Linked DNA regions of Mus musculus: all the other regions are linked to region 3. A link is a loop called in an ENCODE intact Hi-C map of the cell type or tissue named here. Cell type or tissue: heart. All regions are shown on one strand. Region 1 overlaps Plxna1 (plexin A1). Region 2 overlaps Plxna1 (plexin A1). Region 3 overlaps Chchd6 (coiled-coil-helix-coiled-coil-helix domain containing 6).

Evidence for each region. Peaks named below come from ENCODE experiments on the same cell type or tissue, not always from the same donor. Only the 100,000 strongest peaks of a DNase experiment are listed, where the experiment ranks them.
Region 1: a loop joins it to region 3, with 2.8 times the contacts of the local background. A loop is called at or near these places in 7 of 42 quality-filtered maps.
Region 2: a loop joins it to region 3, with 9 times the contacts of the local background. A loop is called at or near these places in 6 of 42 quality-filtered maps.

The regions. Positions count from the first base shown.
Region 1 is chr6:89,343,775-89,346,274 of GRCm38, forward strand. It overlaps Plxna1 (plexin A1), which reads right to left. Exons shown (of 32, transcript NM_008881.2): 4 at 195-335. Among named protein-coding and RNA genes, the nearest start is that of Gm40415, 16 kb to the right of the region's middle. In heart, a CTCF peak has its summit at 1,175; DNase peaks (open chromatin) are centred at 1,317 and 1,942; H3K4me3 peaks cover 888 bases; H3K27ac peaks cover 2,499 bases.
Region 2 is chr6:89,338,284-89,340,783 of GRCm38, forward strand. Plxna1 (plexin A1) reads right to left here. Exons shown (of 32, transcript NM_008881.2): 9 at 2,240-2,354. Among named protein-coding and RNA genes, the nearest start is that of Gm40415, 22 kb to the right of the region's middle. In heart, a CTCF peak has its summit at 1,300; DNase peaks (open chromatin) are centred at 638 and 1,388; H3K27ac peaks cover 1,002 bases.
Region 3 is chr6:89,552,181-89,554,680 of GRCm38, forward strand. The region is part of intron 4 of Chchd6 (coiled-coil-helix-coiled-coil-helix domain containing 6); the gene reads right to left. Among named protein-coding and RNA genes, the nearest start is that of Chchd6, 42 kb to the right of the region's middle. In heart, no CTCF peak of the experiment used is centred here; a DNase peak (open chromatin) is centred at 1,311; H3K27me3 peaks cover 307 bases.

The sequences.
Region 1 (2,500 bases), 210 kb before region 3:
CCTCTTAGCAGGCCCACTCATCTGTCTGTAGAGTGTCATGTCAGGTATTAGAGCCAACAGGACACCTCCATGGGGGAAAGCAGCCTCTTGACTCCAGGCAAGCCATTCCTCAGGTTCCTTTGACTGGGATCTCTGACTGGGGATCCCACCCCAGTCACCCTAAAAGCTCATGCCAATCAGCCAGCAGCACCCACCTGCTTCTCCGTCATAGCATAGAGGTACTGGCGGTTGGGGCTGAGGACCAGGTCACGCAGGATAGGGTTGCCCTCCTGAGCCACCACACTTTCATAAGCCAGGGCCGGCCTGCCGCTGGGGTTTGCAAGGTCCACCAGAATCTGTAGTAGCAAAGGGTGCTCAATGAGGCAGGTCCACGACACACTATCCTAGACCCACCTTACCCGATGCAAAGGGTCCAAGCCCTCTAACAAGCACCTTTCCACCAAAGAACCAGGCTGATTCAGAATGAGTCAAGGCTGACCCAGTTCACTGTCCCTGACCCAAGTCATCCCAAAGACAGAGATAGGACAAGACATACTGGACAGGTGGGTGTGCCTTGGTTCCTTTACCAATCCAGACACCAAAACTCAGTGGTAGGGTACACGTGGGCTCCAGTGCCTACCATCAAGCTGCAGGGAACCTGGCAGGCAGGAACCTCTTTCATGGGCCACCATGAGGCTTGTGAAAGAAAGCAAGTTTGAGGTAAGAGGGCAGGAGGAGACCTTGTGATCGGTATAGTCGAGGAACAAGACCAGGGGCTCACACACAGAGAGGCCAAGGCTGGCCTTGGTGTCTTGGGATGAGGGATACCCCAGCAAGAAAGTGGCAGGGAGAAGGGGACCTCATCAGCACGGAAATATAGTTCAGATCCCAAACAAGCCAGGCGCTAATTAGCCTGATCCTCTCCTGCAGCCTTGGTGCTGCAAGTATTTTTAGTTGCTTTTACCAAACAAATGTATTTAATTAACAGAGAGACCCATGGGGGCTTTCAAGATGGGACTCATGGGGCGCGTCTGCCTAGCTCAGCTGGGCCCAGGCACAGTCTCCTGGCACAGGACCTGCAGCTTGCTTCTACCCACTGTGCAGCTAAGGCACAGCTACCTCCAGCTTCTAACCCATCTGGCCTACCTCTCTACTTCTGGGTACAAGGCTGGAGTGAGCTTGGCCTCCTTTGTACCCCACAGTAAGGGGGCAGAGCAGACCTGGGGGCAGCAAGGGCAGCAAAAACCAGCACCCTGCCATAGGCTAGCTCTGTCAGGAGCTGGGCGAGGGGCCAGCCAGGGTGGGGCCTGTGTCTCTGGGCCAAGAGACTGCTAGCTGGGAGAGAGGGGGAGGGTCACATTCCTGAGAGCCTGGGCCACCCCCCACATCCGCTCAGCTGCCGCTCCACCAAGACAGGCTTAAGTCAAACCAGACCCGGAAGAGCTGGGTAAGTGGGGAGGTCCTGGGAGGCCTGAAGGGGCTGGACTAATAGTTGCCCAAACTTTATTCCTCCGGCCTCTGGACGGACAAGCAGGAACAGCTAGCTGAGACAGAAGGGGCCCACAGCAGCCCAATACCCCAGGGGCTGGCAAGGACACTAACCTTAACCTAAACCTATCTAGCCCAGCTATGCCAGAGCAGGGGAGGGAGTCAGGTCCTGGATGACTGCTAGAGCAGATCATAGCAGGCTGGCTTACACTGCTGTATTAAGTGGGGAGCATGCAGCCAGAGACAAGGCTGGACTCACACCACCTAGGCCAAAATTGGCTTAGATGTATCTGTTTTCCTACTCCTGAAATGGGAATGAATCATGCTTCCACCTCCCCCCACGGTGACAGAGACAGAAAAGCTTGCCTGAGACAGGTGCCAGGAAACAAGCCTGTTCAGTGGGCAGGGGACCGAGAACTCTAGACCAATGTCTTACAAGCCTCCAAGACCACAGCCATGACTCTACTCCCCCACACCCTAGGCTTCACCCACATCCACATCCCAGAAAGATCCCATCCTCGTCACTCCTGGGTGGTAGCCTTGCATACAGGGTGCCCTGGACAGAGACCAGGGGAGTTTCCTCCTGCCACAATGACCATGTAACCCCCAGCCCTATCTTGCCTGCCACCACCCTTCCCAGACTGGGTAGACACACTAGCTCCAGGTATGCAGGAAAAGGACAGGCCAGAGCAGAGAGCAGAGTCCATAAGGAAAGGATCACAGGCCATCCAGGCTCAGGAGGCCCTGCCCCCAGCCTGCCAGCTTAATTGACTGGGACAGGTGGTCTCAACAGCTGCAGTTGGGGGCTTGTGAGTTCAGCTGTCCATCCACCTGCCCAGCAATGGTCCACATGCACAACCAGGTCCTAGGGACACAGCCCAGTAGAGGCTAACTCCAGGGAGGGACCACTGGCAGAGCGTGGATACCATTCCTCAGCTAGGGGAATTGTGGGCATCAGGGAGGTTATAGACATGAGTGTGTTGCAGTACTCTGCATTGAGCCAAGCCATGCTCAGGCCTGACAGGACCTTTGT
Region 2 (2,500 bases), 210 kb before region 3:
TTGGGTGACTGCAGCAGACTGAGGGCAGACATGGCTGAATGGAGCCTAGCAAATCCTCCTGCCTGCTCCACTAACCCAACACTGTCTTCCCAGCTCAGTCCAGCAGCCACATCCTGGATGGAAGACCTGCTTGGGCCTCCGGTGTAGCTTCCACCTCACCTAGCCTCCTGTATCCTATCCAAGCCCAGCAGCACATCTTCTAATTATAGATTCTAGAACTCATAGGCCAGGCTGAGTGGGACCCTTGGGGCACACAGGGTCAAGCTGAATTAATCCCACCAGACACTTATACCTCAGACCCTGCTAAGAGGAGGTCACAGAGTCTTTGGGGTCTATTGGTTCAGGGATCAGCAGCCCTGAAAGGTCTAACTATTTCCTTGTTTCTCAGCAGCCCAAGGCATGCCTGGGAGACACTGCAAACACTGTGGAGTGGAACCAGTGTCCCTGCCTAAGGGCTCCTGATTATGCCTTCACTCCAGGACCAACCTGGAAGTAGTCAAGACAAGGGGATGTTTTCGGACTCTGGTCAGCTCCTAGTCATCTGACCCACAGCCCTCTCCCTCATGCAGACAAGTCTACTTCCCTAGTGGGAACTCAAGGTCATCCTAGGGCTTAGCGAGGGAGAGAAGCCAAGAGTAAGATCCACCAGACCACTGGGAAGGCCACTCTCCACCCCTACAGCAAGGTCAGAATGTGGAACTACTAGGACATGCCAGGTTCCCGGACTGTCAGCGTGAGCTCTGATGACCAGGTTTCTGTGAGGTTCCTTCTAGGGCCTAGCACCCCATGCCGGCTGCCTATCTCACGACCTGTTCCGCAAGCCCCCGAGTACAGGGTGGCAAGGTGAGCGCTTACAGGTCTTTCTGCATCTTCGAGCCAGTATTCTGGGCACAGAAAAGGATCTTGGGTTAGAACGTCTGAATCTGCATGAGGTCCCCCAGAGCCAGAGGCAGGGAGATGGGGTGTGCTGCCTGCCACTGTATATGCTATGTCTATTGCTATATAACACTGGTGACCTTCCATACAAAGCTGCAACTAAAGAAGAGTATGCACACATGGGATCAACTCGTTCTCCAAAAGTCCCTTCCCTGACGCTAGCCCTGTGCAGACAAACCAGGCTCTATGCTGCCCATCCCACCCAGAATACTATGGCTGCTTGGGTATGAGAACCTGAGTAGGTTACCACTCCAGGGGGAGTCCTCTGTTAATAAAACTTCCTAGAGGCGATGGGCTACTCAGAGCAGGATTAGAGGGACACCAGAGAAGAAACCTGGACTGCCTTGGCTTCAGGAACCACCAACAGGGGTCTCCCCTGCCTTCTACTAGCATACTGCTGTCTCCAGGGCACTGCACAGGCCTCTGGAAGTGGCCTCAGGCCAGCCCTGGCCAGGTCCCAAGGCCCCTGACTTGGCTCCTTACTTCCTACCCTAGATACTGTGATCCAGTTCTCCAACTGCTACCCTCCTAGAAACACCCCCTCACCCCCACTGTGTCCCGGCTCCACCCACTGTCACAGCTCCCCTCACCATTAGGTTCAGGGTCTTGTATTTTACTGCCACCTTGTCTAGTAGACATGAGACCAGGAAGCAGCAGAATGGTGGGAGGGTATAGGAAGGAGGGACAGAGGAGGGCAGCTCATGGGGCCCCACTCACATATGACCTTCTGCCAAGTTTTTCAGATAAGTCCAGTCTGGCTGCAGCTCCCACAGACCCAAGTAACAGAATTCACGGCTTCCCCTTCCCAAACTCAGCATAGTATTCATAATGAAATGAATGGGTCCTGACTTAGGTCCTGCTCCACACCAACATGGACCCTAGGACCCTGTCCCCACTTCCCATCCTGTATGCCCAGGATGTCATAGGTTCCAGGAGAAGTGGCTTTCCACTCATACAGTCAGACACAGCAGCAATTACCATGTGGAGCTTCAGAAACCCCCACAGCACCACTGGTAACTTCCCTCCCTGTCTGGGAAAAGAACTATTATGAAACGTGCTGCTCAGGCTGCCCTGGCACAAGCTATTACAGGGCCTCTGTCTCCTAAGGACTACAAAGGACACCCATGGCCACCAGCAAATGGTCCCAGTTTGGCCTCAGGCTATGACATTCAGGAAGATGTCTCCACCTTAGTCACACCTCATAGTATACAACTGGCACCCTAGGCACCCATGGGTATTGTTGGGTGATACCCTGAGGCTCACTGGTACTTCTGAAGCCTTCAGGCTACTTATCCAGCCTTACCTCAGACATGTTGACTCGGCCTTCCAGAAAGGCGCAGTCAGCCGCATTGTTGGTGCAAACATGGCGGTATTTGCACCAATGGCAGGGGAAGGAGCCGTTGACACATGCCAGGCAGCTGCAGGGAGAAATGAGACAGTTAGGCCTAGGGAGTTTCAGCTTGTGCTTCCACCACGAGGACCTAATGTGCTGCTTCTCCTTGAAGTGTCGTCACCTCAGGGCCTTTGCAATGGCTGCCCCTGGCTGAGAGAAGGTCACCAGACC
Region 3 (2,500 bases):
GAGACCACTGTAGTACAAGAGCTTGCAAGACAGGAGGACAAAACCCAGAGCTCTCTTTTCACCCACTACTACCTAAAGGACAGTCATGAAGGCTCTGAGCAACTACTAGGAAGCAACAAAGGCATTAAGGCCAAAACAGGTGGGGGCAGCTGATCAGTGTCTTGGAGTGGCTGCCAAGAAACCGAGAAGAATATGGCTAGGACCAGCTCTCTGAGAAAGACATCCCTACAGAGACCTTCCATATTTACATGAGACCCCACCCTGCTGTGGAGTTGGCAGCAACCAATTCAGGGCAAGCCAGAGCTATGGTAGGCATGCAGGCCAGCTACAGCATGCTCATAGGAATGTCACAGATGATCTTGCCATGTCATCCTCCTGGAGACTCTCCAGAAGGACACAGAAGAATAGGACTCTTGCCACTAGACCCTGGCTTCTTCAGAGAAATGAGCAGCAGTGGCTGTACTGGGAGCCAGCATTAGGATCCTTTAACCTAATGGCTATTCACCACAGTTCAAGTCACCGCTAGGTTAGCTGAGTTCCCTCCATGTCTTCTCCGGGCCTTGAAAAAAAAATCTCCCTTGCTGCCAAAACTGGCAGTCCATCCGCCTACAAGAAAGTCAGAATCTGCTTGTTTTGTGCAAAGACGCCAAGAAAAGGCGCTTGAAGGATGTCACCAGCTCTTAGAGAAGATGGTGCAAGGAACCCTCTGTCTCCTAACCATCTGTCTGAGGACAAAGTCCACAGAGCCACCCTTAATCCCACCCTAATTTGAGGCATTAGGCTATGAGCAGCCTGGACTACACAGCCTGAGAAAACAGTAACCTATGGTTGATAAGGGAATGACCCAGACCATCCCTCCTCAAACCTCAGCATTTCTCACCCTGCCCCCCCATCTAAGCCCAACTGTGCCTCTATTGCTCTGGACTCAAGCCAAGCTGCCACCAGCAACATCCTCGGAAAGAAGCAAACCACAGCAAGAAGAGGGAGCCCATCCTCCAGCCAGTGCATTACAGGGGCTGGAAGATCTCCTTCTCTGATTCTCAGGGGCACCACTTGGTCTCTTGAACTGCAGCAAGCCTAGGGCAGCCACAACAGGAGAGTAGAGTTAGCAAAATCAAAGGCTAGGAGAGAGGTGGAGAGTCTGCCAGAAGAAAAGGCATCTCTGGCTTCCTAACCAGGTTCAGTGTCTCTAGAATCAGCAGTTACAGACCCACTAAAAGGCATTTGGGCAAGAGGACCCTTGCTCTCCATCCCACTGGGTCTTTTGCAGCATTTCAATCGTCCCCACCAACAAGTGGCCCAGGACTGCCACCTAGTGGACTCTGCTCAATAAGCACGACAGAGAGGGGCCAGACCCGAGAGAGGTTGGGGGTGGATGTACAGCAGTGTGACCTCATTCCCAAGATTCAGTGGGATTCTCCCAAGCTGTGCAATAAGCCAAACTTTTGAGAAAACAGTTACCCAGGAGTCAGAGTGAAAAGCAGAAAGAAGTCAGTTTATGAGTCTGTCCTCCTTCCCAACTTTTCCCAAGAGCAGACAGCAGCTTCCCTGCTCACACCTGCCCTATGGCAGTACAGGAAAGGAAATTCATGGAGTAGGCACACCAATTCCAAATGCCCTTCTATGCTGCTCCTTCCAGAGATTTCAGGACATGAACTTCTTAGAAAATACTTTCCATGGCCATAGGAAGTGGCTCACTGTGGACACAAGAGGTGCTCCCGAGAGGAAGATAGGAACCCAGATCGAGTATGTCTGGTAAAGGGTTGCACAGACCTAGTATACGTCAATGTCCGGGGCCCCTCTGCCTCCCTTTGCTTCCTAGCCAGGATGAGATGAGCAACTTAGCTTTGCCATGTCCTTCCACCTGCCTCCTCACTGCCAGAAATATAGCCAGCTATGAGCAGAGAGTTCTGAAACCATGAGCCCAAGCAAGCGGTACCTCCCTTTCAACTGTATCTCTCAAGTATTCGTCACCGTGGCCAGCACAGTTCCTAATGGCTCCTAGAGAACAGAAGCCACACAGAGTTCAGAACAAGATGAATGTGGGAGTCACTGAGGGTGGGGCAGTGAGGAGGCAACAGCAGAGAGTGAGAATTTCCATCTGTCCCCAACAGCCATGCCTCCCTCCTCCACTGTGACAGAGCTTCAGCTTGACGACAGTTAGACACAATTCCTAAACAGCTTATAGCTGAGAGAGGCCACAGGACCGTCCAGCCAACAGGACATGTCTAGAAATGGTGTGCTCAGTTCTGTTCTTGCTTTTAAACTGGCCGTGATCTCACCAGGCCCCCCTCCCCATCAGGGAGAGCTGGAGCAACCACCTGGAAGCCACACATGCTGAGGCTGGAAACCCTACGAGCCCAGACCACCGAGCTATGGAAAAGGGTGCTGGGTCTTTCTACTTGTGTCACTCACTGTGCTGCTGGGCTCCCAGTCAATATCCTGCCTATCTACTCAGTCCTCCAAGACAATCAGTGTCCTGTCTGATCATCACAACTTT